4 separate regions of the Homo sapiens genome follow, and all the other regions are linked to region 1. Evidence: chromatin contacts called from ENCODE Hi-C or POLR2A ChIA-PET data. All regions are on one chromosome and are shown on one strand. Each heading gives the region's core, a stretch centred on a gene start or an enhancer-like site at or near the end of the contact. The rest is flanking DNA. Distances are from core to core; before and after follow the strand shown. Region 1 holds the start of HSD17B14 (hydroxysteroid 17-beta dehydrogenase 14). Region 2 overlaps MAMSTR (MEF2 activating motif and SAP domain containing transcriptional regulator). Region 3 holds the start of DHDH (dihydrodiol dehydrogenase). Region 4 holds the start of FUT1 (fucosyltransferase 1 (H blood group)).

Region 1 (6,952 bases), core at 2,101-4,600:
AGGTGTGAGCCACCAGACCCGGCCCCTTAGACTTTTATAGAAAGGATTTAGACAAGTCACAGGTGGTGGTGGTGGAGGTGGGATTTCTGAACTCATGTGCTGCTTTATAGGAACACAGGTAAAGTTAAACATTGTCAGTCACTGGGTGCTATGGCTCACCCCTGTAATACCAGTACTTTGGGAGGCCGAGGCAGGAGTAAGAGACCAGCCTGGGCAACATAGCAAGACTCTGTCTCTACTAAAAATAAAAATAAAAATAATTAGCCAGGCATGGTGGTGCGAGCCTGTAGTTCTATTTACTCAGGAGGCTGAAGCAGGATTAGTCCAAGCCTGGGAAGTCGAGACTACAGTGAGTTATGATCACACCACTGTACTCCATCCTTTCTAAAAAATGAATAAATAAAATAAATTAATTTTTAAAAATTCAGTGCCTACAGAAGCATAGGAAAAACAAAACAAAACATTGCCAGTGTTTTTGGGCAATTTCATTCTCTTTTGGAGCCCCCTTCACTTCACCCTCAAAATGAGAACGTGGGGCTTCCAGGTGAGGAGTTCTAATGCCCCAATTCCTTTCCAGCCTGTCGTAGGACACTCGGGAGCCCAGAAATGGCTCAGAAGCTCTGGGTCCTGGAGTAGGTAAGGAACTGGAGGGCGTATCAAGGGAGCAGGAAAAAAAAATTTGCAAAAGCAAAGGGGAGTAGCATTATTATTAAAGTCTCCTGAATATGGAAGTACAAATCGCAACCCTTCTAGAGATGCTTAAGTTCCCGGGGCATCTGCAACAAAACCAGAAAGCCCTAGATCCGTAGTGATATCTTTAGTTCCTCAAATTCCCTTGGTCAATAGCAGATCCTACTTCTGCATCAAGGAAATTGGGTGATAGTGACGCGCGAGTGGACTACAAATCCCGTAATGCATGTGGGCGGTATGAGGGCGGTGCCATGTTTAACGTATTTTAGAGACACGTGCTAGGAACTACAACTCCCAGAAAGGCACGTGCGGTACCCGGGTCCCCACTGTGCCAGCTGTTTATTTTTTATTTTTATTTTTATTTTTTACTTTTTTTTTTTTTTTGAGACGGAGTCTTGCTCTGTCTCCCAGGCTGGAGTGCAATGGCGTGATCTCAGTTCACTGCAACCTCCGCCTTCTGGGTTCAAATGATTCTCCTTCCTCAGCCTCCCTAGTAGCTGGAATTACAGGCACCCACCACCATGCCTGGCTAACTTTTTTGTATTTTTTGGTAGAGACTGGGTTTCACCATGTTGGCCAGGGTGGTCTCGAACTCCTGACCTCAAGTGATCCGCCCGCCTCGGCCTCCCAAGGTGCTGGGATTACAGGGATAAGCTGTCGCACCTGGCCTGCTTTTTTTTTTTTTTTTTTAATTTTTAATTTTTGTTGGTACATACTAGGTATACATATATTTACGAGATAATTGAGATGTTTTGATACAGGCAGGCAATGTGAAATAAGCACATCATCGGGAATAGGGTATCCATCCCCTTTCAAGGATTTACCCTTTGATGTATAAACAATCTAGTTACACCCTTTAATTTATTTAAAAATGTACAATTAAATTATTATTGACTATAGTCATTCTGTTGTGCTATCTAATAGTAGGTCTTATTCATCCTTTTCTTTTTGTACCAATTAACCATCCCCCACCTCTCCCCCATGTACACACCCCCACCCCCAATCTTCTTTTTTTTTCTAGTCCAAGGAACACCACCCCTTACTTGCCGACTTCCGAAGGTCACCGGGAGCGGGTTCTCAGCCTCTCCCAAGCCCTGGCTACTGAGGCGTCGCAGTGGCACAGAATGATGACAGGTGACTGGCTGGGGATGTTGGACTTCTGGGTTTTAGGGAGGAGAGAGCTGGAGACCTGGAATCCCAGGTCCTGGAGAGGAGGGGTCTGGGGGCCGGTGAGAATTTTTTATCTTGGTGAGTAAAGAGTTGGGCAGGGTTTGGGAGTTTTAGGTCTCAGGCAAGAGGTGACTGGGGTCCGGGACACTTGGGAGGAGGGGAGGAAGAGGTCAGGGGGCGGGGAGAGGGCCGACAACTGAGTCTCAAAGAGGACTGGACTGGCGTATCCAGACTCCTGGATCTGAGGGAGGAGGGGCTGGGGGCCTGGACTCCTGGGTCTGAGGGAGGAGGGGCTGGGGGCCTGGACTCCTGGGTCTGATGGAGGAGGGGCTGGGAATCCGGAGTCCTGGGTCTGAGGGAGGAGGGGCTGGGAATCCGGGGTCCTAGCGCTGAGGTTTGCCATTCTCATGTCCCACTCATCCTCTCCAGGTGGAAATTTGGACTCCCAGGGAGACCCTCTTCCCGGTGTGCCGCTGCCTCCTTCGGACCCCACGCGCCAGGAGACCCCTCCCCCCAGATCTCCCCCGGTGGCTAATTCGGGTTCCACGGGGTTCTCTCGCCGAGGGAGTGGGCGTGGAGGAGGTCCCACCCCCTGGGGGCCCGCGTGGGATGCCGGGATCGCCCCTCCGGTCCTGCCACAAGACGAGGGGGCATGGCCTCTGCGAGTCACTCTGCTACAATCCAGCTTCTAATCCGCCCAAAAGCGGCAGCCAATCGGAGCGCGAGGACGTGGTCTGGAGGTACCGCCGGAGATCTGGGACCACTCAGGGCATCAGGGGGCGTGGTCTGGTCCCCATTGCGGGCCCGGGAGGGGAATGGTTTCTATGGCCAAAGTTTGGTTTTCTCAACACTGTCTAAATTTGGATTAAAACTTTGAACTTTTAGTCAATAGCTTTCTTTCTGTCTGTCTGGGGTTGTGGCACTGGTGTCTCTGAGGGGCAGAGCTGGAGTCGTGGACTCCTGGGTCCTGAGAGAGGAAGGGACAGGGGGCTTGGACTTATAGGTCTCTGGGAAGAAGGGATAGAGAACCTGATCCCTCGGTCTGAGAGTGGAGGGGGCTGGGCCAGGATTCCCGGGTCTGAGGGAGGAAGGGGTGGGACCCTGACTCCTGGGTCTGAGGGAGGAGGGACTGGGAGGCTGGACTCCCGGGTCTGAGGGAGGAGGGGCTGGGACCCTGACTCCTGGGTCTGAGGGAGGAGGGGCTGGGAGGCTGGACTCCCGGGTCTGAGGGAGGAGGGGCTGGGAGGCTGGACTCCCGAGTCTGAGGGAGGAGGGGCTGGGGGCCTGGACTCCCGAGTCTGAGGGAGGAGGGACTGAGGCTTCTGGATTCCTGGGTCTGTGGGAGGAGGGACTGGGGCTCCTGGATTCCTGGGTCTGTGGGAAGAGAGGAGTGTCTGAGGGAGGAGGGGCTGGGGACAAACTTCCAGGTCTCTAGCCTTCCTGGCAACGCCCCCCGAGGCCGGACTTCCAGGATCCAGCCTCTATTGAGGATTTGATGCGACGGCCTCACGGGGCTTTGGAGGTGAAAGAGGCCCAGAGTAGAGAGAGAGAGAGACCGACGTACACGGGATGGCTACGGGAACGCGCTATGCCGGGAAGGTGGTGGTCGTGACCGGGGGCGGGCGCGGCATCGGAGCTGGGATCGTGCGCGCCTTCGGTGAGCCGGGTCTGACTGCTGGGAGCTGTGGAGTGTGAGAAAGGAAGGATGGGGGCGGGGTGATGGGGGCGGAAAATAGGGACTCCAGTACTGCAGCCAGGATTCTGATATTATAAAAGCCAATTTGCAGGCTAAAGTAAGCGTGTGGCGCTGTAGGCTAGGGCTGAGTCTGGCAGGGTCTCCGAAGGCAGTGGCCCCTTTCTCTGGGTCTGTTGGTGTAGCTACAAAACCAGTGGTTTGAGGAATGGCTCTGTCAGTCGTGGAGTTTGCTCCGGAAGCCACGAACGGGGGTTCAGGAGCCTCAGCAGAAACAAGGCAAGGAGAGTATGTGTCAAGGCGTCTGCCCTCTGTCCTATGGGTGATCATGAGACTGGGGTCACGAGGGGAGAGGGAGATCAGCCCCAATCCAGGTGGCCACAAGAGGGCGGCAGAGGCTTTAACCAAGGCTCGGAGAGTAACCTGTTCCCTTCCTATTCTCAGTGAACAGCGGGGCCCGAGTGGTTATCTGCGACAAGGATGGTGAGTGACGGTCCCTCAGCCCTCACCTTGGCCCTTCCTCCCTCAGACCCAGAGGTCCAGACCCCTAGCACCTCCTCCCTCAGACCCCGGAGTCCAGGCCCCCAGGCCCTACTTCCTCAGACCCAGGAGTCCAGACCTCAGCCCCTCCTCCCTCAGACCTAGGAGTCCAGGCCCCCAGCCCCTCTGCCCTCAGACCCAGGAGTCCAGGTCCCCAGCCCCTCCTCCCTCAGACCCAGAAGTCCAGGCTCCGGCACCTCCTCCCTCAGACCCAGGAATCCAAGTCCCCAACCCCTCCTCCTTCAGACCCAGGGGTCCAGGCTCCCAGCCCCTCTTCCCTCAGACCCAGGAGTCCAGGCTCTGGCACCTCCTCCCTCAGACCCAGGAGTCCAGGCCCCCAGGCCCTACTTTCTCAGACCCAGGAGTCCAGACCTCAGCCCCTCCTCCCTCAGACCCAGGAGTCCAGGCTCCCAGCCCCTCCTCCCTCAGACCCAGGAGTCCAGGCCCCCATCCCCTCCTCCCTCAGACCCAGGAGTCCAGGCCCCCAGCCCCTCCTCCCTCAGACCCAGGAGTCCAGGCTCCCAGCACCTCCTCCCTCAGACCCAGGAGTCCAGGCCCCCAGGCCCTACTTCCTCGGACCCAGGAGTCCAGACCTCAGCCCCTCCTCCCTCAGACCCAGGAGTCCAGGCCCCCAGCCCCTCCTCCCTCAGACCCAGGAGTCCAGGCTCCCAGCACCTCCTCCCTCAGACCCAGGAGTCCAGGCCCCCAGGCCCTACTTCCTCGGACCCAGGAGTCCAGACCTCAGCCCCTCCTCCCTCAGACCCAGGAGTCCAGGCCCCCAGCCCCTCCTCCCTCAGACCCAGGAGTCCAGGCTCCCAGCCCTTCCTCCCTCAGACCCAGGAGTCCAGGCCCCCAGGCCCTACTTCCTCGGACCCAGGAGTCCAGACCTCAGCCCCTCCTCCCTCAGACCCAGGAGTCCAGGCCCCCAGCCCCTCCTCCCTCAGACCCAGGAGTCCAGGCTCCCAGCCCCTCCTCCCTCAGACCCAGGAGTCCAGGCTCCCAGCCCCTCCTCCCTCAGACCCAGGAGTCCAGGCTCCCAGCCCTTCCTCCCTCAGACCCAGGAGTCCAGGCCCCCAGGCCCTACTTCCTCGGACCCAGGAGTCCAGGCTCCCAGCCCTTCCTCCCTCAGACCCAGGAGTCCAGGCCCCCAGGCCCTACTTCCTCGGACCCAGGAGTCCAGGCTCCCAGCCCTTCCTCCCTCAGACCCAGGAGTCCAGGCCCCCAGGCCCTACTTCCTCAGACCCAGGAGTCCAGACCTCAGCCCCTCCTCCCTCAGACCCAGGAGTCCAGGCCCCCAGCACCTCCTCCCTCAGACCCAGGAGTCCAAGTCCCCAACCCCTCCTCCCTGAGACCCAGGGGTCCAGGCTCCCAGCTCTTCTCTCCCTGCAGAGTCTGGGGGCCGGGCCCTGGAGCAGGAGCTCCCTGGAGCTGTCTTTATCCTCTGTGATGTGACTCAGGAAGATGATGTGAAGGTAAGCCGAGTTCCTGTTCCTACCCCCATCTCCGCTAATGACCAGTTCTTTGTTCTCCTCCAGCCATTTGCATATGCCTTTCCCTCTACTTTTCCTTCCTCTCCTGGCTCCGCTGGACTCGTCAAAGGTTTCCACCCAGTGTCACTCCACACACAAGGTCTTCTGTGACTGATGGGCAGGTCACATGTTCCTTCTGTCACACCTCTCCAAGGCTCTTAGCACATTTAACATGTGGATGGAAATGAATAAGTCCCTCAAAGTGGGTCAACTGGAACTGATTTTTCTGTCTCTTTTTTTTGTAAGTGTCACTGAGGCTGGAGTGCAGTGGTGTGATCTCGGCTCACTGCAACCTCAGCCTACCGAGTTCAAGCCATTCTCCTATCTCAGCCTCCCGAGTAGCTGGGATTACAGGTGTGCGCCACCATGCCCGGCTAATTTTTTTTTTTTTTAAGACAGAGTTTCGCTCCTGTTGCCCAGGCTGGAGTGCAATGGTGTGATCTCGGCTCACCGCAACCTCTGCCTCCCAGCTTCAAGTGATTCTCCTCTCTCAGCCTCCCGAGTAGCTGAGATTTCAGGCATGTGCCACCACACCTGGCTAATTTTGTATTTTTAGTAGAGACGGTGTTTCTCCATGTTGGTCAGGCTGGTCTCGAACTCCCAACCTCAGATGATCCGCCCGCCTCAGCCTCCCAAAGTGCTGGGATTACAAGCATGAGCCACCGTGTCTGGCTAATTTTTGTAGTTTTAGTAGAGACAGGGTTTCACCATGTTGGCCAGGCTGGTCTCGAACTCCTGACCTCAGGTGATCCGCCCACCTCAGCCTCCCAAAGTGTTGGGATTACAGGTGTGAGCCACTGCACGTGGCCTGTATGTAACTGATTTTTTCTCCATTATTTCTGGGTTCCTATTTCTTCCTTTTAATCAGTATCTCTCTGTTATCTGCCCCCCTTGGGCAACTGTCCCCTACGCGCTCTCTGAATCCTTGTCACCCCCCTGCCCCACCCCCTGACCCTGGGTGTGACGACTGCAGTGTGGCTCTGACCAGCCCCCTGTCTCCTTCCTGTCTCCTGCTTGCCTGCTGTGTCTGCTGATCTCGGAGTCCCCTCTTCCTCTAGCTCTTGTCCCCTGACCTGGGAGTTCAGCTTCCCCCTCCTGCCTTGCATTTGGGAGCCCTGTCTTCTTTATGGCTGGACACCCCATCTACTGCTCATTCAAAGGACATTTCCTGGGCTGGGCGTGGTACCTGTAATTCCAGCACTTTGGGAGGCTGAGGCGGGTGGATCACTTGAGCTCAGGAGTTTGAGACCAGCCTGGCTAACCTAGTGAATCCCTGTCTCTACTAAAAAGTACAAAAATTAGCCGGGCGTGGTGGCAGTCGCCTGTAATC
Region 2 (6,952 bases), core at 2,266-4,765, 120 kb after region 1:
AGCAGAGTAAGTATGGGCCCCAAAAGGGAGGGGATGGTGACCCCCCACTCCCCACTGGGATATCCTGGAATACAGCTGCCAGATACCCCTCATTGGTTCCTGCAGCTCAGTCTCCATCCCCTGGGACAGACCAAAATCCCATCCTGTCCTTTCCCAAGGATCCAGGGTCCAGGTCTCTGGCCACCCCACCCCTAGGAGCTCTGCTTCCTGCTTCTCCACCCTAATGAGATGCTTGAACTTGGATCCTGCTTCTTTGGAGAAGACAGGCATCCTGGTCTCCACATTTGGTATACATGAGAAGCTCTGGATATAGCTTTTTTTTTTTTTTTTTTTTTTGAGATGGAATCTTGCTCTGTCGCCAGGCTGGAGTGTCATGGCTCAATCTAAGCTCACTGAAACCTCTACCTCCCAGGTTCAAGCGATTCTCCTGCCTCAGCCTCCTGAGTAGCTGAGATTACAGGCACGTGCCACCACGCCTGGCTAATTTTTGTATTGTTAGTAGAGACGGAGTTTCACCATGTTGGCCGGGCTGGTCTTGAACTCCTGACCTCAAGTGATCCGCCCGCCTCAGTCTCCCAAACTGCTGGGATTACAGGCGTGAGCCACCGCGGCCGGCCTGGATGTAGCTTTCAGCCTCTCCCTCTCCCCAAGAACCAGGAGTGCAGGCCCCACCCCTGTCCTAGCAAAACCTCAGACATCTGTGATCCTCAGCTACCACACCCCTTTGTGATAGAAAATTCCTGCTTTACTTGAGAATGTAGCAACCGGAGCCCCCCCACACCTCCGCCCTCAGATCCAGTTCAGGCGCCCATCTCCCAGCAATCAAGTCTTGCTCCCTGGCCTGCCCTCCGGCACCCTGGAGCCCCGCTTTCCACACAGCCTTGCTCCTCCCGGCCTGGCTTGCTGCCTGCAGGCCTCTCAGGGTCCTTCACCGTCTCTCCAGTCTCGGATCCGGACCCGTGGATCTCAGCCTCAGACCCTCCTCTGGCCCCGGCCTTGCCCTCGGGCACGGCCCCTTTCCTCTTCAGCCCTGGGGTCCTGCTCCCCGAGCCAGAATATTGTCCTCCTTGGAGGTCCCCAAAGAAGGTGAGTCTCGACTGGAGGGAGAGGTCCCTCTGAGAGCCTAGTCTTTGTCTCCCTTGTTGCTGCTGCCATTTTTGCTCCTCTTCGGTGGCACCGAGCTGACCCCATACTTTGCATGTAGTCCTGGGGCCGGAAGGTGGGAGCCGCGCTGAAGCCTAAAACATCACACCTGCTCTTTCAGGAGTCTCCCAAGATCTCCCAACGTTGGAGGGAGTCCAAGCCCAGGGGGAACTTGACATACCACCAGTACATGCCCCCAGAGCCGAGACAGGGATCCAGGGCGGACCCCCAAGCCGAGGGGTCCGCCCTGGGTCCTCCTGGGCCATCTCTGTGGGAAGGGACAGACTCGCAGCAGCCACATCCTAGGTATGACACCCACTTCTGTTCTCCCGGGACCCAGAAATTCAGGTCCCAGCATCCTCCTCCCTCAAACCTCGAGTCCAAGATTAGGGGATTGGGGCCCCCAACCCTCTCTTCTCCCAGGGTTTAAGAGTCCAGGATCCCAGCCCCTCCCTTCGCCCTTCAGACCCGAGTCTGAACGCCTAGTTCCTCCTCCCCCATGCACAGAAATCTAGCCCCATGTTTGCGCCCTTGGAGACCCAGAATTCTGGACCCTCACTTTTCTGCATCTTCCCCAGCTCCCCGTCTTTGAGGACCCCAGAACGCCTTTTCCCCCTCTACCTCTCTAACCTTTGTTCGCCCCTCACGATTATCACCAGGATGAAGCCCTCTCCCCTCACTCCCTGCCCACCAGGAGTCCCTAGCCCCTCGCCCCCCCCACACAAGTTGGAACTTCAGACCCTTAAACTGGAGGAGCTGACGGTGAGTTTGGGGTGTAACTTTCCAGGCCTTCTCTCTCCTTCGGTGGGGTCCCAGAATTCCAACCCCGCAGCCTCTGCCCTCTGGAAATCCAGGAGATCGGGTACCCAGTCCCATCCTGTTTTAGGGTCCCAGGAGTCCGGACCCCCAGTGCCTCCTTTCTCGGTTTCCAAATATCCTGTCCAGCTCCTGCCTGCGCCCGGGAGCCCGCCCAGCACTGCCTCTTCCCACGCCCCGCCCCTCCCCAGGTCTCAGAGCTCCGGCAGCAGCTGCGCCTGCGGGGCCTCCCAGTGTCGGGGACCAAGTCTATGCTCCTGGAGCGCATGCGCGGCGGCGCGCCGCCCCGCGAGCGGCCGAAGCCGCGGCGCGAGGACAGTCCCGCGGGTGCTCCCTGGCCGCGCCTCAAGCCCAAGGCCCTGGCAGCCGCCCGGCGTCAGGGCTCGGTGAGGGCGGGGCTATGAGCTTGCGGACCAATGAAGAGAAAGCAAAGTGGGCCGGGGCGGGGTGTCGAAAAAACTAGCCAATGAAGTGTGGGGGCGAGGACCAGCGGTAGGAAGCCTTGAAGGCGAGGGGACGTGGTTCAGACTAACAGGGGGCGGATCTTTAGAGAAGAGGAGCCAATGAAAGAATAGGGGGCGAGGCCAAAGGGGTTGATGAGCGAGGGGTCGCGAGAGGATCAAGGGGTGGAGCCACACGTTGCGAGTGGGTGGGGTTGCGCCCTGTGGGCATGGCTTATGGGCGCTCGCCCTCTTGGCTGCTCTAGGTCAAGCCCAGCGCAGCATCTCACAGGCCACCTCTTCCACGTGCCGCGGATACCCCGGGGACGGCTCCGGCTCCAACTCCCACTCCGGCTCCTGCTGCAGCTCCAGCCCTGACCCCTTCCTCAGGGCCGGGCTCAGCGGCTCTGACTCTGGAGGAGGAGCTGCAGGAAGCGATCCGGAGGGCGCAGGTAAGAGGGTGTGGGTTGAATCCGGCTAGGGTTCTCCAGTCAGGTCCAGGTCGCAGTCCCGAGTTCACGCCAAATTTCTCCATCCGCAGTTGCTTCCTAACCGGGGCATCGATGACATCCTGGAGGATCAGGTGGAGCCTGATGGTAGGATCCAAACTGCTAGATTTAGGGGAGGTGGGGGCTGAGGTTCTGGACTCCTGCGTCCAAGGGAGGCGTGAGCTGGGGAGCTGGATCCTGGAAATGGGGTATGGGGGGCTGGCGCCCGGACCCCTGACTTTCCAAGCTCATGTACCATTCTTTATCCCGCAGACCCCCTGCCCCCTATTCCCCTGGACTTCCCTGGCTCCTTCGACGTGCTGTCCCCCTCCCCGGACTCTGAAGGCCTCTCATCTGTTTTCTCCTCTTCACTCCCGTCTCCCACGAACTCCTCCTCCCCTTCTCCCAGGGACCCCACGGACTCCCTGGACTGGCTGGAGGCCCTGAGCGGGGGTCCTCCTCTGGGTTCTGGTCCCCCACCCCCCAGCATCTTCTCCGCTGACTTATCTGACTCCAGCAGCAGCCGGCTGTGGGACCTGCTGGAGGATCCATGGTGATGGATTCTAGGATTTACAGAGACAGAGAACTGATGGGGGTGGAGAGAAGCTCCTTGTGGGAGGAGAGGGAACTACCAGCAGAGCCCCTCCTACCGCAGACACAGGATCGGAGACAACCTCCAACCCCACCTGCCTCCTGAAGTGCTGCTGACATGCAACTGCCTTAACTTTGCCTACCTGGCCTCCTTATGATCCCCCTCCGGCGTGGTATGGTTGGGGGGCTTCTTTTGCTGCTGGCCACGGCAAACAAGCTGCTTGCTGCTTCCTTCAGAGACCTCATGGATGTTCTTACATGCCCCCGACCCCGGTAGATGGCTCCCTGTTGTTTGGGGAGCCTGGAAGGTGGTTATGCCTTTTGGATGCAGGAGAGGAGCAAGAAAGAGTGGAGAGGGAGAATGGGGGAGCCGGACCCTGACCTCCCTGGGTTCTGGTTGGAGATGAAAAAATTAGAAGCATCAGGTCTAAGATCAGCTTCTCTTGGAAGCAGAGCCTGAGACAAGATATAAATGCCAGTCATTTATTAAAGAAGTGTTCTGGCTGGGTGCGGTGGCTCACGCCTGCGATCCCAGCACTTTGGGAGGCTGAGGCAAGTGGATCACCTGAGGTCAGGAGTTCGAGACCAGCCTGGCCAACATGGTGAAACCCTGTCTCTACCAAACACACACACACAAAAAAAAATTAGCTGGGCATGGTGGCACATGCCTGGAATCCCAGCTACTTGGGAGGTTGAGGCAGGAGAATCGCTTGAACCCGGGAGGCGGAGGTTGTGGTGAGCTAAGATCGCTCCATTGCACTCCAGCCTGGGCAACAGGAGCTAAACTCCATCTTAAAAAAAAAAAAAGAGAGAGAGAAAAAGAAAGAAATGTTCCCAGGAGAAACCAGCAGAAGAGTGGGGAAAACAGGACAGCAAAGGGGAAGAGGAGCAAGAGGTGACTTCAGGTGAAGTTCCAACCTCAGCCTAATCCTGCAGGGAGCTCCAGAGCACAAATTAAGTTGTGGAGTCTTTCCTGTCTTGGGACACATGGAACTGGGCCTTTGTATCTCCCTGTTTGAGCTTATTATAGCCAAACAACAAACCAGGCTCAGTGGCAAACGCCTGTAATCCCAGCACTTTGGGAAGCTGAGGCAGGCAGATCACTTGAGGCCAAGAATTCAAGACCAGCCTGGCCAACATGGTGAAACCCATCTCTACTAAAAATACATAAAAACTGGGCCGGGCACGGTGGCTCACACCTGTAATCCCAGCACTTTGGGAGGCCAAGGTGGGCGGATCACGAGGTCAGGAGATCGAGACCATCCTGGCTAACACGGTGAAACCCGGTGAAACCCTGTCTCTACTAAAAATACAAAAAAATTAGCTGGGCATGGTGGCATGTGCCTGTAGTCCCAGCTACTCGGGAGGCTGAGGCAGGAGAATGGCGTGAACCCGGGAGGCGGAGCTTGCAGTGATCTGAGATTGTGCCACCACACTCCAGCCTGGGCAACAGAGCGAGACTCCGTCTCAAAAAAAAAAAAAAAAAAAAAAAACTAGCCAGGTATGGTGGTGGGAGCCTGTAATCCCAGCTACGTGAGAGACCGAGGCAGGAGAATCACTTGAAACCAGGAGGTGGAGGCTGCAGTGAGCTGAGATCATGCCACTTCACTCCAGCCTGGGCAACAGAGTGCTACTCCATCTCAAAACAAACAAACAAACAAACAAACAAACAACAAAAACCCACACCACCCCAAAACTTAGAGTTGTAAAACAATAACTATCTATGACTGCTCACAAATGCATGGGTTGACTGGGCTCAGCAGGGCAGTTCTTCAGTTCCATGTGATGTTGGCTAGAGCTGCAGTCATCTCAGGGCCCACCTGGGCTAGCACATACAAGATGGCACATCAGATGTGTGTGGCACCGTGGTGGGGATAGCATGAAGGCTGGGCCCAGCTGGGTTGTGCAGTGTGACACTCCATGCAGTGTCAGCACTATTCCTCTGTGGCCTCTCCCCCGGGATAACTAGATTTCTTGCATGATAGCTCAGGGCTCCCAAGAGTGAGTATTCCAAGAGCCAGGAGCAGAAGCTACCAGTCTCTTAAAGACTAGGCTTGAAACTGGCACAATTTCTCTTCCACTGTATTTTATAATTAATGCAAGTCAGGCAAGCCCACGTTAAATACGGGAGGGCACTATACAAATCTGTGAATATCAGGGACATGCTCACTAGGGGCTACATCTGGAGACTTGCCACTATACCACCCCTAGTCAGCCATGAGCCATGGGTCACAGAGGGAGGGAGGAATGACATAAACTCCCAGGAACCTCCAGCCCAAGGGCAGTCCTGGGAAGAACGTCATAGGGTAAGTTGTTAGCAGCAAAATGTTTTAAAATGTAGGTTTTGGCCGGGCGCGGTGGCTCATGCCTGTAATGCCAGCACTTTGGGAGGCCGAGGCGGGTGGATCATGAGGTCAGGAGTTCGAGACTAGCCTGACCAATATGGTGAAACCCAGTCTCCAGTAAAAATACAAAAATTAGCTGGGCATGCGCCTTTAATCCCAGCTACTCAGGAGGCTGAGGCAGGAGAATTGCTTGAATCTGGGAGGTGGAGGTTGCAGTGAGCCAAGATCGCGCCACTGCACTCCAGCCTGGGTGACAGAGTGAGACTCCATCTCAAAAAAAAAAAAAAAAAATAGGTTTCAGGGCCAAACACCGTGGTTCATACCTGTAGTCCCAGCTACTCTGGAGGCTGAGGCAGGAGGATCACTTGAGCTTTGAAGTTTGAGGTTGCAGTGAGCTATGATTGCACCAGTGCACTCCAGCCTGGGCAACAGATCAAGATCCTGTGTTTCAAAAAAAAAAAAAAAAAAAAAAAGATTGGGCCCAGTGATTCACGCCTGTAATCCTGGCACTTTGGGAGGCCGAGGCGGGTGGATCACCTGAGGTCAGAAGTTCGAGACCAGCCTGGCCAATGTGCTAAAACCCCATATCTACTAAAAATACAAAAAAAAAAAATAATTAGCCAGGTGTGGTGGTGCACACCTGTAGTTCCAGCTACTCGGGAGGCTGAGGCAGGAGAATCACTTGCAGTGAGATGAGATCATGCCTGCACTCCAGCCTGGGCAACACAGTGAGACTCCATCTTAAAAAAACAAAAGTAGTCCCAGCACTTTGGGAGTCCGAGGCAGGTGGATCACGAGGTCCGGAGATCAAGACCACGGTGAAACCCCGTTTCTACTAAAAATACAAAAAATTAGCCAGGCGCAGTGGTGGGCGCCTGTAGTCCCAGCTACTGGGGAGGCTGAGGCAGGAGAATGGCCTGAACCCAGGAGGTGGAGCTTGCAGTGAGCCGAGATCACGCCACTGCACTCCAGCCTGGGCGAAAGAGTGAGACTCTGTCTCAAAGAAATAATAATAAAAATAAACAAAACAAAACAAAAAAGACCAGAAGAGGCAAGGTAAGTGGGTTTGAGATTACCTAGTTTGAATTTCAGCAGGCTCTGGAGCATAGAGGCTGTCCTGAGTTTTTGG
Region 3 (6,952 bases), core at 1-2,500, 97 kb before region 1:
GGGTGGAAGGGAGGCAAAGGAGGAGGCTCTGGCCAGGGGAAGGGGAGACGTGGTCCTGGGGGAAGAGATGACGGGGGCTGGACATTTGGGCCCTGGGAAAGAGAGATCTGGGGGAAAGCCGTTATTAAATCCCCCAATATTGAAATTATCTTCATAGTAGCTTACATCAAGGCCTTTCCAAACCTCAAGACACTCAGGTTTGTGTGGGGAAAAGAAAGAGAGATCAGATTGTTACTGTGTCTATGTAGAAAAGGAATCTGTATCATGAATAAGTTCAAGGAAAGGTGCTGTGACCGGATGTGCACGTAGGCTAGATTTATGTTTCACTTTACACAAACATCTCAGTGTAGCAAAGAGTAACAGAGCAGTATCACTGCCAGCATATCTCGCCTCCAGCCACAGGTAGGTTTTCTCCTATCTCAGAATAGAAGGAATGGGAATGGTCCGCTTTACACTGAGACAGTCCATTCCCAGGGAGAGCAGGAGACAGAAGCCTTCCTCTTATCTCAACTGCAGAGAGGCCTCCCTCTTTCACTACTCCTCCTCAGCACAGACCCTTTACTGGTGTCGGGCTAGGGGATGTAAGGTCTTCCTTTCCCACGAGGCCATATCTCAGGCTTTCTCAGTGGGGGGAAACCCTGGACAATACCCAGGCTTTCTTGGGCAGAGGTCCCTGCGGCTTTCCGCAGTGCAATGTGCCCCTGGTTAATAGAGAATGGAGAATGGCGATGACTTTTACCAAGCATACTGCCTGCAAACATATTGTTAACAAGGCACATCCTGCAAAGCCCTAAATCCATTAAACTTTGATTCAATACAGGACATGTTTCTGTGAGCACACGGTTGGGGCTAAAGTTACAGGTTAATAGCATCTCAAAGCAGAAACAATTTTTCTTAGTACAGTTCAAAATGGAGTTTCTTATGTCTTCATTTTCTACGTAGACACAGTAACAATCTGATCTTTCTTTTCCCCACAGGTTTGCAGAACAGAGATGGAGAAGGAGGTAGCAAGGAAACAGACGTTTCACTGCAATGACGACCCACTCACTAGTCCTGAACCCTAAACTCCCTCCTCCTTTAGACTCTGGAGTCCCGCCCCCCGCCTCCTCTTCCCCAGAATCCGGAGGGCGGGCAGACCTGGTGCTCAGAGCGAGGCAGCGTCTGCAGCACGGCTGTGAAGTCGCTGGAGATGAGGCCGACAGACACGATGCCCCAGCGCAGCGCCATGGTTGCGATGCGGAGCCCTCGGCACCTTCGGTCCCTCCAGGCGCGAATTAAGTACCTGACGCCCCGCCCACCCCGGGGGCGGGTCCCCATCCTCCGCCCGTATTGCGCCTACGCCGATTCTCGTTGGCTCCAGTCGGCAGAGCGGTCATTTAGTTCTAGCTTCCCCGCTGGGCGAATGCACCGTTTAGCTCCGCCTTACAGAGGGAACCACACCTTGACGTCGCTTCTACAGATCTCTTACCTATGACTTTAGGCTCGTCGGATACGCGGGGTAAGGACAGCGTGGGGAGGAGAGGTTTGCTTTCTTGCCAACACCAATCCTTGAGAGTTAGATTTAATGTCTTGCCCTCTGGACTTTGTGGCAAAACTTTGCCCTGACTTTTTTGCTCTCAAAGCCACGCATCATTAGGGGTTGTTCACAGAGAGAGAGAGGATTGTAACAGCAAACTTAATAATTATTACTAATATGTATAGAGCACCTGTAGACCAGCTCCTCAGCTCTGCGCTTTACCTTCTTCGTTCCTAATTTCTCCCCGCAGACCTGGGAAGTAGCTTCTATTGTCCCCAGTTCACAAAGGGGGAAACAGACTCCAAGATCCCTGGTCATTTTTTGGAGGTCTCACAGTCAGGAGGTAAAGACCTGTGAATTGGCTGCTTCCAGAAGCTATAGTTTTAGAAACCAGGCTGCTTTGCTTGTTAGGAGCCCCAGAGCCTGGCCGACTGGTTTCAAAACCCTCCTTGCCCCTTCTTGGCTGTATTGCTTTTGGACAAGAGGTCGCCCTCTCTGGTCCTCACTTTTCTATTCTGGAAAGCAGAGATCATGATAACATCTACCTACATAGGGTTGTGAGGAGGATTCATTGAGCTCTATGGTCTATTATGTAAAATATACTGTATTATTATAATTATTATTGATATAGGGTCTCGCTCTGTCGCCCAGGAAGGAGTGCAGTGGCACAATCATAGCTCACTGCAGCCTCAAATTCCTTAGCTCAAGGAATTAGCTCCTGCCTTAGCCACCCTAGTACCTGGGACTACAGTAGCTGGGACCCAAAGTAGCTACTGGCTACTACACCTGGCTAATTATTTTGTTTTATTTATTAATTATTTTAGAGATAGGGTCTCACTCTGTTACCTAGCTGGACTGCAGTGGCGTGATAATAGCTCACAGCAGCCTTGTACTCCTGGGCTCAAGCTATCTTCCCGCCTCAGCCTCCTGAGTAGCTGGGAGTATAGGCATGTGCCCCACTTACCGCTATTTGTTTGTTTGTTTGTTTGAGACGGAGTCTCACTCTATCCCCAGGCTGGAGTGCAGTGGTGTGATCTCAGCTCACTGCAACCTCCGCCTCCCTGGTTCAAGTGATTCTCCTGCCTCAGCCTCCTGAGTAGCTGGGACCACAGGCGCCCTCCACCATGCCCAGCTAATTTTTTTTATTTTTAGTGGAGACAGGGTTTCACCATGTTGGCCAGGATGGTCTCGATCTCCTGACCTTGCGATTTGCCTGCCTTGGCCTCCCAAAGTGCTGGGATTACAAGCATGAGCCACTGCACCCAGCCTGCTAATTTTTGTTGCTGTTGTTGTTTGTTTTTTGTTTTTGAGACGAAGTCTCGCTCTGTCATCCAGGCTGGGGTGATCATGCAGTGGCATAATCTTGGCTCACTGCAACCTCCACCTCCCAGTTTCAAGCAATTCTCCTACCTCAGCCTCCCGAGTAGCTGGGATGACAGGCGCCCACTACCACGCCCGACTAATTTTTGTATTTTTACTAGAGATGGGGTTTCACTGTGTTGGCCAGGCTGGCCTCGAATTCCTGACCTCAGGTGATCCGCCTGCCTTGGCCTCCCAAAGTGCTGAGATTACCTGCATGAGCCACCATGCCCAGCAATTTTTTGTACAGAAAAGGTCTCACTTTGTTGTCCAGGCTGGTCTCCAATTCCTGGGCTCAAGCAATCCTCCTGCCTCAGCCTCCCAAAGTGCTGGGATTATAGGTATGAGACACTGTGTCCAGTCGATTTTTAAACTTTTTATCAAGGCAGGGTCTTGCCAAGTTTCCCAGGCTGGTTGGGACATGATAATTCCTAACTGGCTGGCCAGCTTCACACAGGGCAGGATATTGTCACTTTCTCTTACTTGGTAGACAATAATTAAGACCTGAGTGTCACACATGGATTCACAGACTTCAAGTTTACACAAACTGCTGAATAGAAACACAAATGGGACCAGGCACGGTGGTTCACGCCTGTAATCCCAGTACTGTGGGAGGCCCAAATGGGAGGAATGCTTGAAGCCAGGACTTTGAGACCAGCCTGGGCAACAAAGCAAGACCCCATCTCTACCAAAAAAAAAAAGTGGGGGGAGGGGGCAGGGCATAGTGGCTCATGCCTGTAATCCTAGCACTTTGGGAGGCCGTGGTGGGCGGATCACTTAAGGTCAGGAGTTCGAAACCAGCCTGGCAAACATGGTGAAACCCCCATCTCTACTAAAAATACAAAATAATTAGCCAAGCATGGTGGCGGACGCCTGCAATCCCAGCTTCTTGGGAGGCTGAGGCAGGTAAATTGCTTGAACCTGGGAGGAGGAGGTTGCAGTGAGCCAAGATCGCACCACTGCTCTCCAGCCCGGGTGACAGAGAGAGACTCTGTCTCAAAAAAAAAAAAAAAAAAAAAAAAAGGTTTAGGGGGAGGGAAATCCACATAGGACACAATATCATTACTATGAAGAAAAAGAAAAAATCATTTAATAATAAATATCAAAAAATAATTTTGATACTCCCAGGTATTTGTCCTAGAAAGAAAAAATAACATGTTTGCACACAAACCAGTGCACAGGTGTTAGCAGCTGTACATAGCTCAAGCCCAAATGTCCTTTAAGCTGCCAGTGGATTCAACAAAATACTACTCAGCGGCCAGGCACAGTGGCTCACACCTGTAATCCCAGCACTTTGGGAGGCCAAGATGGGTGGATCACCAGGTCAGGAGATCAAGACCATCCTGGCTAACACGGTGAAACCCCATCTCTACTAAAAATACAAAAAATTAGCCAGGCGTGGTGGCGGGCACCTGTAGTCTGGAGGCTGAGGCAGGAGAGTGGCGTGAGCCTGGGAGGCAGAGGTTACAGTGAGCCGAGATCACACCACTGCACCCCAGCCTGGGCAACAGAGGAAGACCCGGTCTAAAAAAAAAAATATATATATATAATATATATATATATTTTTTTTTTGAGATGAAGGTTTGCTCTGTCACCCAGGCTGGAGTGCAGTGGTTCGATCTCAGCTCACTGCAAGCTCTGCCTCCCGGGTTCACGCCATTCTCCTGCCTCAGCCTCCCAAGTAACTGGGACTACAGGCGCCCACCACCACGCCTGGCTAATTTTTTGTATTTTTAGTAGAGACAGGGTTTCACTGTGTTAGCCAGGATGGTCTTGATCTCCTGACCTCGTGATCCGCCCTCCTCGGCCTCCCAAAGTGCTGGGATTACAGGCGTGAGCCACTGCGCCCGGCCTAAAATTATTACTTTCTTATTGCTGCACTCCAGCACCTCAGAGGAGGCAAAAAGGTAAACACTGAAAAGAAAATATGCCGGGCACGGTGGCACATGCCTGTAATCCCAGCACTTTGGGAGACTGTGGCGGGCAGATCTCTTGAGCCCAAGAGTTCGAGACCAACCTGCAAAAAATTAGCCAGGTGTGGTGGTGTGCATCTGTATTCCCAGCTACTAGGGAGGCTGAAGCGGGAGGATCGCTTGAGCTGGGAAGGTTGAGGCTGCAGTAAGCTATGATGGCACCTCTGTACTCCAGCCTGGGCAACAGAGTGAGACTCTGTCTCAAAAAAGAAAAAAGAGGGCGGGCGTAGTGGCTCACGCCTGTAATCCCAGCACTTTGGGAGGCCGAGGCGGGCGGATCACCTGAGGTCAAGAGTTTGAGACCAGCCTGGCCAACAGGGTGAAACCCCATCTCTACTAAAAATACAAAAATTAGCTGGGCGTGGTGGTGTGCACCTGTAATCCCAGCTACTTGGGAGGCTGAGGCACTGGAATCGCTTGAACCCAGGAGGCAGAGCTTGCAGTGAGCCGAGATCACGCCACTGCACTCTAGCCCGGGCAACAGAGTGAGACTCTGTTGCCCAGGAAAAAAAAGAAAAAAAAAAAAAAGAAAAAGAAAAAAGAAGAAAAAGAAAATGCTGTGGGGCGCTGCCATGTGGAAAGACATTTGGGAAAGGCTAAAAGAACCCACTGCACACTTAATGGTATATCACATGTCAGTACCCGGTCAGACTCGCCTCTGGTAACATGGAGGTAGACACTCTAGCAAGAATTAGAACACTGGGTCCCTCACAATCCTCAAGGGCTTGGAGCAACTCAGTATTGTGTATAGACTGCAGATTTCCCTTACCATATAATCTTCAAGTGGCAGGATTGATTAAAAAGAAAAATGGCCAGGCGCGGTGGCTTACGCTTGTAATCCCAGCACTTTGGGAGGCCGAGGTGGTCGGATCACGAGGACAGGAGATCAAGACCATCCTGGCTAACACAGTGAAACCCCATCTCTACTAAAAATACAAAAAATTAGCCGGGCATGGTGGCGGGCGCCTGTAGTCCCAGCTACTCAGGAGGCTGAGGCAGGAGGATGGCGTGAACCCGGGAGGCAGAGCTTGCAGTGAGCCGAGATCACGCCACTGCACTCCAGCCTGGGTGACACAGCAAGACTCTGCCTCAAAAAAAAAAAGAAAGAAAGAAAGAAAGAAAAATGGCATTTAAAAAAATTTTTTTGCAGGTTTTATTTATTTATTTATTTATTTGAGACAAAGTCTGGCTCTGTTGCTCCAGCCTGGGTGACAGCGCCACACTCCGTCTCAAAAAAAAAACAGAAAATAAAATTTTTTTTTGTAGAGATGGTGTCTCACCATGTTGCCTAGGCTGGCCTCCAACTCTTGGGCTGAAGTGATCCTCCCACCTCGGCCTCCCAAAGCACTAGGCATGAGCCACCAAGCCTGGCCCAACTATCCATTATGCATAGTTGTAAAGCAAGTCTGGCCAGACGCATTTATACTGGAGCTGATAAAAGGCCAATGGTAAACACTATTTAGGATTTCCCAGAATCTTGAGCCAAGGGGAGGGGTTGGACTGGCAAATTCCCCAGACTGGATAGGGTGTTTCTTGTCAGAGGGCAAGAATTTCTCGGGCAGCTGCAGTGGTCTCCCTTGATCCTCTTGGGGTTGGGGCCAAAACAATCCACTTACCCCTACACTAGAACATGGTCCCTTTTTTTTTTTTTTTTTTTTTGGACGGAGTCTTGCTCTGTCACCCAGGCTGGAGTGCAGTGACACAATTTCAGCTCACTGCAACTTCCGCCTCCTGGGTTCAAGCGATTCTCCTGCCTCATGAGTAGCTGGGATTACAGGCGCCCATCACCACACCCAGCTAATTTTGTATTTTTAGTAGAAATGCGGTTTTACCATGTTGGCCGGGCTGGTCTCGAACTCGTGACCTCAAGTGATCCACCTGCTGCGGCCTCCCAAATTGCTGGGTTATAAGCGTGAGCCATTGTTCACAGGCTGAGTGACGTAGTTTAATGTTATTTATTTATTTATTTTTTAAGACGGAGTTTTGCTTTTGTTGTCCAGGCTGGAGTGCAATGGCGTGATCTCGGCTCACCGCAACCTCCACCTCCTGGGTTCAAGCGATTCTCCTGCCTCAGCCTCCTGAGCAGCTGGGATTACAGGCATGC
Region 4 (6,952 bases), core at 1,975-4,474, 84 kb after region 1:
GGTTAGCTGGGACCCAGGTGAAAGGGGCTGGGGGCCCACATTCCTGAGTCTCAGAGAGAAGGATCTGGGGTCTCAAGCACCTGAGTCGGAGGGAGGAGGGGTGCTGGGCTCCTGGAAAAACCACCTCTTGGACCATCTATGCAGATCACGCAGAACAAGAGAAATTTCTGCGCCCCATCTGAATTTCTAAGTTTGGGGGGAGGGCGTGATCTGACACTGAGGTTCCTTGATCCTCAGCAAGGCGGCAATTGCTGTATGAAAGAAGCGACCGCATCTGAGACACAAGTATCCTGCCTTGGAAGCCTCTCACCTGGCCGTGGGCCAACCTCAACCTCATCTGTCCCTGCTCAGATGCTCAGACCCTGGACATCCCAGCCTCCTCCTCCCTGATGCAATCCTGGTGTTTCTTTCACCAGAGAAGCCATCCCAGGCCCAGGCAGGTGCTCCTGAAATAACCTGGGGGGAGGGGTGGCTGAAAGTCCCTGACTGGAGTTGGCAGCCAAGCCAGGCCCTGGAGTGGGCACCCAGAGGGAAGACAGGTTGGCTAATTTCCTGGAGCCCCTAAGGGTGCAAGGGTAGGCCTTCTGTGTCTGAGGGAGGAGGGCTGGGGCTCTGGACTCCTGGGTCTGAGGGAGGAGGGGTGGGGGGCCTGGACTCCTGGGTCTGAGGGAGGAGGGTCTGGGCCTGTACTCCTGGATCTGAGGGAGGAGGGGCTGGGGAACTTGGGCTCCTGGGTCTGAGGGAGGAGGGAGCTTTGGTCTGGACTCCTGGGTCTGAGGGAGTAGGGGCTAGGGATCTGGACTCGTGGGTGTGAGGAAGGAGGGGCTGGGGTCCTGGACTCCTGGGTCTGAGGAAGGAGGGGCAGGGGGCTTGGACTCCTGGGTCTGAGGAAGGAGGGGCCGGGAGCCTGGACTCCTAAGTCTGAGGGAGGAGGGTCTGGGGGCCTGGACTGCTGGGTGTGAGCAGAAGGGTCTGGGTGCTGGGAGTCCCGAGCCTGGGGAGATGATGGTTAAACTTCTGGGAATCAAGTCAAACTCCTGAGTCTTTGACATTGATGTATCTTGAATGGGAGGGTCAGTCTGTGGGGAAGGATTACCCAGGTGCCGAGGCAAGAGACTGAAGGCACAAACTGTTTCAGTATAATAAAGAAAATAGTTAGAATAAGAATAGTTATCATACAAATTAGATATAGAGATGATCATGGACAGTATCAATCATTAGTGTAAACATTATTAATCATTAGCTATTACTTTTATTCTTTGTTGTATAACTAATATAACCAGGAAACAACCGGTGGGTATAGGGTCAGGTACTGAAGGGACATTGTGAGAAGTGACCTAGAAGGCAAGAGGTGAGCCTTCTGTCACACCGGCATAAGGGCCTCTTGAGGGCTCCTTGGTCAAGCGGGAACGCCAGTGTCTGGGAAGGCACCCGTTACTCAGCAGACCACGAAAGGGAATCTCCTTTTCTTGGAGGAGTCAGGGAACACTCTGCTCCACCAGCTTCTTGTGGGAGGCTGGGTATTATCTAGGCCTGCCCGCAGTCATCCTGCTGTGCTGTGCTTCAATGGTCACGCTCCTTGTCCTCTTGCATTTTCCTCCCGTACTCCTGGTTCCTCTTTGAAGTTCGTAGTAGATAGCGGTAGAAGAAATAGTGAAAGCCTTTTTTTTTTTTTTTTTGAGGCGGAGTCTCGCTCTGTCCCCCAGGCTGGAGTGCAGTGGCGTGATCTCGGCTCACTGCAATCTCCGCCTCCTGGGTTCACACCATTCTCCTGCCTCACCCTCCCAAATAGCTAGGACTACAGGCGCCCTCCACCACGCGCCCGGATAATTTTTTGTATTTTTAGTAGAGACAGGGTTTCACCGTGTTAGCCAGGATGGCCTCCACCTCCTGACCTTGTGATCCGCCCGCCTCAGCCTCCCAAAGTGCTGGGATTACAGGCGTGAGCCACCGCGCCCGCCCGAAATAGTGAAAGTCTTAAAGTCTTTGATCTTTCTTATAAGTGCAGAGAAGAAAACGCTGACATATGCTGCCTTCTCTTTCTGCTTCGGCTGCCTAAAAGGGAAGGGCCCCCTGTCCCATGATCACGTGACTTGCTTGACCTTATCAGTCATTTGGACGACTCACCCTCCTTATCCTGCCCCCCCTTGTCTTGTATACAATAAATATCAGCGCGCCCAGCCATTCGGGGCCACTACCGGTCTCTGCGTCTTGATGGTAGTGGTCCCCCGGGCCCAGCTGTTTTCTCTTTATCTCTTTGTCTTGTGTCTTTATTTCTTACAATCTCTCCTCTCCTCACAGGGGAAGAACACCCACCCGCAAAGCCCCGTAGGGCTGGACCCTACGTTAGCCTGCCCTGCTCGGGGTTGGCGATGCTGGAGGTGGGCCTTGGACCAGAGAAAATGCTTTAATTAGGTGACAAGCGGGCAGAGGCCTTTGTCTCTGGCGCCGGCAGCCACGGCCCCCGCTGACGGCGTGGGAAACAGACCCTGTTCCACTCCGGTCTCCAGCCTTGGAATGGTTGCCTTCGTGCAGTGCAGGTCTGGAAAGTAGCAGTTTGGCACGGGACCCTAGAATTCCCCAAAAGGAGTGACTAGGGGCTGGGATTCTGGAATTTGAGTGTGGACGGTGAGGCGGGGGGTGTGGGAGATCGGAGACCCTGGTGGGCGCGGGAGCACCTGCAGGCTGGAGGCCCTCGCGCGCTCCGGCGGCAGCCTGGCAAACAGGTTCTCCATCCCCCAGGAGGACGCGGCAGAGGGCGGACGATCGCTCCACTCGCCGGGACCAGGTGCGGGGGCCCTGCCCAGCCGCTGGGGCGTGGCCAGGCTCGAAGCACCCAGGTGTCGGGGGCCGACTCTAAGCCCTGGCACCGGAAGAGAGAGGGCGGCGGATTGGACCTCCCGGCTCCAGCATTGCAACTGGGCGCTCCGTCTCCTGGTCCACGCAATGATGCTGCGGCTGCTCAGAAGCCAGGTAGCCTGCCCTGGGTGAAGCCTTCGCGCAGGTCAATGACGGGGCGGAGGGGCAGGGCGCGGTCCCCTGCATCCCCGATCTGGGGAGCGGTGGGCCCAGGGGCCATCGCCTTAGCCCCTGGCGCTGGGGCTCGGCGCCAAGTGACGGGCGGGGCTCCACCTTCCAGCCATCCGCCCGGCCCGGGAGGGCGGACGCTGCGAGACTCCCGGCCGCGCCCTCTCCTTCCTCTCCTCCCCAAGCCCTCGCTGCCAGTCCGGACAGGCTGCGCGGAGGGGAGGGCTGCCGGGCCGGATAGCCGGACGCCTGGCGTTCCAGGGGCGGCCGGATGTGGCCTGCCTTTGCGGAGGGTGCGCTCCGGCCACGAAAAGCGGACTGTGGATCTGCCACCTGCAAGCAGCTCGGGTAAGTGGGGACTGCCCCACTCAGTTGTTCCTGGGACCCAGGAACAACTCCTTCAGAACCAGGAGGTGCACCCCCAACCTCTTCTCCAGGTCTTCCTAAGGCCCTAGGAATCTCCGCCACCTCCCCAGCCATTACTCCTCCAGGAACCAAGATGCTCCTTCCGCTCCTGACCCTCCAGCCTCTCTTGTTTTACTTGAACTATCGTTTCCCATCACCACCTCTGTGGTGGATTTTGCGCCTCACAGACAGGTACTCCTGAGAAACAGGCTGGTGGAAGAGTCCAGTATCAGCGGAACTTACAGGAGGGGAGACTCGAGATTCCTTCAGGAAAGGTGTAGGAACCTGGACCACTTTCTTTTTTTTTTTTTTTTTTTTTTTTTAAGACAGGGTCCCTCTCTGTCGCGCAAGCTGGAGTGCAGTCAGCGGTGCTATCGCGGCTCATTGTGAGCTCCGGGGATCCTCCCGCCTTAGCATCCGGTGTAGCTGAGACCACAGACATGTGCCACCATGCCAAGCTAATTTTATTTATTTTTTTTTGGAGACGGAGTTTCACTCTTGTTGCCCAGGCTGGAGTGTAATGGCATGATCTCAGCTCACCGCAACTCCCGCCCCCCGGGTTCAGGCGATTCTCCTGCCTCAGCCTCCCGAGTGGCTGGGATTACAGGCATGCGCCACCATGCCCGGCTAATTTTGTATTTTAAGTAGAGACAGGGTTTCTCCACGTTGGTCAGGCTGGTCTCGAACTCCCAACCTCAGGTGATCCACCCACCTTGGCCTCCCAAAGTGCTGGGGTTACAGGTGTGAGCCACCGCGCCTGGCCCATGCCAAGCTAATTTTAAAATTTTTTTGTAAGAGTGCTCTGTTGCCCAGGCTGATCTTGAACTCCTGGGCTCAAGGGATCCTCCCATCTCAGCCTCCCAATATGCTGGGATTACAGGTGTGAGCCACAGTGCCCAGCCAAACCATGGCTATCTTGAAAACCACTTGTCTTCCAGTCCCCATGCCCCGAAATTCCAAGGCTCTCATCCCTGAAACCTAGGACTCAGGCTCTCCCTACCTCAGCCCCAGGAGTCTAAACCTTTAACTTCCTCTTTCCCTGGGACTAAGGAGTGCTGCACCCCAGGCGCCTCCCTTACCCCACATCCCTCCTCAGCCTCCCCTCCTCAGCCTCAGAGCATTTGCTAATTCGCCTTTCCTCCCCTGCAGCCATGTGGCTCCGGAGCCATCGTCAGCTCTGCCTGGCCTTCCTGCTAGTCTGTGTCCTCTCTGTAATCTTCTTCCTCCATATCCATCAAGACAGCTTTCCACATGGCCTAGGCCTGTCGATCCTGTGTCCAGACCGCCGCCTGGTGACACCCCCAGTGGCCATCTTCTGCCTGCCGGGTACTGCGATGGGCCCCAACGCCTCCTCTTCCTGTCCCCAGCACCCTGCTTCCCTCTCCGGCACCTGGACTGTCTACCCCAATGGCCGGTTTGGTAATCAGATGGGACAGTATGCCACGCTGCTGGCTCTGGCCCAGCTCAACGGCCGCCGGGCCTTTATCCTGCCTGCCATGCATGCCGCCCTGGCCCCGGTATTCCGCATCACCCTGCCCGTGCTGGCCCCAGAAGTGGACAGCCGCACGCCGTGGCGGGAGCTGCAGCTTCACGACTGGATGTCGGAGGAGTACGCGGACTTGAGAGATCCTTTCCTGAAGCTCTCTGGCTTCCCCTGCTCTTGGACTTTCTTCCACCATCTCCGGGAACAGATCCGCAGAGAGTTCACCCTGCACGACCACCTTCGGGAAGAGGCGCAGAGTGTGCTGGGTCAGCTCCGCCTGGGCCGCACAGGGGACCGCCCGCGCACCTTTGTCGGCGTCCACGTGCGCCGTGGGGACTATCTGCAGGTTATGCCTCAGCGCTGGAAGGGTGTGGTGGGCGACAGCGCCTACCTCCGGCAGGCCATGGACTGGTTCCGGGCACGGCACGAAGCCCCCGTTTTCGTGGTCACCAGCAACGGCATGGAGTGGTGTAAAGAAAACATCGACACCTCCCAGGGCGATGTGACGTTTGCTGGCGATGGACAGGAGGCTACACCGTGGAAAGACTTTGCCCTGCTCACACAGTGCAACCACACCATTATGACCATTGGCACCTTCGGCTTCTGGGCTGCCTACCTGGCTGGCGGAGACACTGTCTACCTGGCCAACTTCACCCTGCCAGACTCTGAGTTCCTGAAGATCTTTAAGCCGGAGGCGGCCTTCCTGCCCGAGTGGGTGGGCATTAATGCAGACTTGTCTCCACTCTGGACATTGGCTAAGCCTTGAGAGCCAGGGAGACTTTCTGAAGTAGCCTGATCTTTCTAGAGCCAGCAGTACGTGGCTTCAGAGGCCTGGCATCTTCTGGAGAAGCTTGTGGTGTTCCTGAAGCAAATGGGTGCCCGTATCCAGAGTGATTCTAGTTGGGAGAGTTGGAGAGAAGGGGGACGTTTCTGGAACTGTCTGAATATTCTAGAACTAGCAAAACATCTTTTCCTGATGGCTGGCAGGCAGTTCTAGAAGCCACAGTGCCCACCTGCTCTTCCCAGCCCATATCTACAGTACTTCCAGATGGCTGCCCCCAGGAATGGGGAACTCTCCCTCTGGTCTACTCTAGAAGAGGGGTTACTTCTCCCCTGGGTCCTCCAAAGACTGAAGGAGCATATGATTGCTCCAGAGCAAGCATTCACCAAGTCCCCTTCTGTGTTTCTGGAGTGATTCTAGAGGGAGACTTGTTCTAGAGAGGACCAGGTTTGATGCCTGTGAAGAACCCTGCAGGGCCCTTATGGACAGGATGGGGTTCTGGAAATCCAGATAACTAAGGTGAAGAATCTTTTTAGTTTTTTTTTTTTTTTTTTGGAGACAGGGTCTCGCTCTGTTGCCCAGGCTGGAGTGCAGTGGCGTGATCTTGGCTCACTGCAACTTCCGCCTCCTGTGTTCAAGCGATTCTCCTGTCTCAGCCTCCTGAGTAGATGGGACTACAGGCACAGGCCATTATGCCTGGCTAATTTTTGTATTTTTAGTAGAGACAGGGTTTCACCATGTTGGCCAGGATGGTCTCGATCTCCTGACCTTGTCATCCACCTGTCTTGGCCTCCCAAAGTGCTGGGATTACTGGCATGAGCCACTGTGCCCAGCCCGGATATTTTTTTTTTAATTATTTATTTATTTATTTATTTATTGAGACGGAGTCTTGCTCTGTAGCCCAGGCCAGAGTGCAGTGGCGCGATCTCAGCTCACTGCAAGCTCTGCCTCCCGGGTTCATGCCATTCTGCCTCAGCCTCCTGAGTAGCTGGGACTACAGGCGCCCGCCACCACGCCCGGCTAATTTTTTTTGTATTTTTAGTAGAGACGGGGTTTCATCGTGTTAACCAGGATGGTCTCGATCTCCTGACCTCGTGATCTGCCCACCTCGGCCTCCCACAGTGCTGGGATTACCGGCGTGAGCCACCATGCCTGGCCCGGATAATTTTTTTTAATTTTTGTAGAGACGAGGTCTTGTGATATTGCCCAGGCTGTTCTTCAACTCCTGGGCTCAAGCAGTCCTCCCACCTTGGCCT

What was found. Hi-C counts contacts between places; a loop is a spot of excess contacts on that map. ChIA-PET counts read pairs that join two places held with the same protein, here RNA polymerase II (POLR2A). Pooled maps may share reads with other maps.
Region 2: a loop to region 1 is called in a map of ascending aorta, with 2.4 times the contacts of the local background. The contact joins the enhancer-like site here to the promoter of HSD17B14 in region 1. A Hi-C loop is called at or near these places in 3 of 168 maps with a recorded cell type or tissue (CD8-positive, alpha-beta T cell, ascending aorta and naive thymus-derived CD4-positive, alpha-beta T cell), 3 of 37 single-sample maps with no recorded cell type and 10 of 50 pooled maps. POLR2A ChIA-PET finds 5 or more read pairs at or near these places in 7 of 52 experiments (H1, OCI-LY7, PC-9 and 4 more).
Region 3: a loop to region 1 is called in a pooled map, with 2.3 times the contacts of the local background. The contact joins the promoter of DHDH here to the promoter of HSD17B14 in region 1. A Hi-C loop is called at or near these places in 3 of 50 pooled maps. POLR2A ChIA-PET finds 5 or more read pairs at or near these places in 9 of 52 experiments (B cell, Caco-2, GM12878 and 6 more).
Region 4: a pooled map shows a loop between it and region 1 (2.1-fold over the local background). The contact joins the promoter of FUT1 here to the promoter of HSD17B14 in region 1. A Hi-C loop is called at or near these places in 1 of 168 maps with a recorded cell type or tissue (gastrocnemius medialis) and 2 of 50 pooled maps. POLR2A ChIA-PET finds 5 or more read pairs at or near these places in 6 of 52 experiments (A549, A673, H1 and 3 more).

The regions. Positions count from the first base shown.
Region 1 is chr19:48,832,889-48,839,840 of GRCh38, reverse strand. HSD17B14 (hydroxysteroid 17-beta dehydrogenase 14) reads left to right here and starts at 3,350. Exons shown (of 9, transcript NM_016246.3): 1 at 3,350-3,517; 2 at 3,998-4,036; 3 at 5,483-5,565. The coding sequence starts at 3,430. PLEKHA4 (pleckstrin homology domain containing A4) reads left to right here. Exons shown (of 20, transcript NM_020904.3): 18 at 578-636; 19 at 1,712-1,824; 20 at 2,290-2,744. The coding sequence ends at 2,552. RefSeq lists silencers at 783-983, 2,373-2,442.
Region 2 is chr19:48,709,759-48,716,710 of GRCh38, reverse strand. It overlaps MAMSTR (MEF2 activating motif and SAP domain containing transcriptional regulator), which reads left to right. Exons shown (of 10, transcript NM_001130915.2): 3 at 1-6; 4 at 944-1,086; 5 at 1,265-1,449; 6 at 1,803-1,905; 7 at 2,151-2,345; 8 at 2,666-2,851; 9 at 2,941-2,995; 10 at 3,161-3,986. The coding sequence ends at 3,444. Among named protein-coding and RNA genes, the nearest start is that of MAMSTR, 6.5 kb to the left of the region's middle. RefSeq lists a silencer at 2,094-2,383. Within about 2 kb of position 3,515, at least 4 of the 41 ENCODE cell types and tissues checked have a DNase peak (open chromatin) inside an H3K27ac peak, as active enhancers do.
Region 3 is chr19:48,927,997-48,934,948 of GRCh38, reverse strand. It overlaps DHDH (dihydrodiol dehydrogenase), which reads right to left and starts at 1,250. Exons shown (of 7, transcript NM_014475.4): 1 at 1,138-1,250. The coding sequence starts at 1,227. RefSeq lists an enhancer at 1,176-1,677.
Region 4 is chr19:48,748,913-48,755,864 of GRCh38, reverse strand. FUT1 (fucosyltransferase 1 (H blood group)) reads left to right here and starts at 3,224. Exons shown (of 2, transcript NM_001384359.1): 1 at 3,224-3,375; 2 at 4,582-6,952. The coding sequence starts at 4,584. The coding sequence ends at 5,681. It overlaps FGF21 (fibroblast growth factor 21), which reads right to left and starts at 341. Exons shown (of 4, transcript NM_019113.4): 1 at 81-341. RefSeq lists enhancers at 1-253, 254-1,119, 2,436-3,022, 4,228-4,867, cis regulatory regions at 374-382, 410-422, 57-617, promoters at 1-428, 374-465, 1-503, 1-629, 1-738 and a silencer at 3,138-3,187.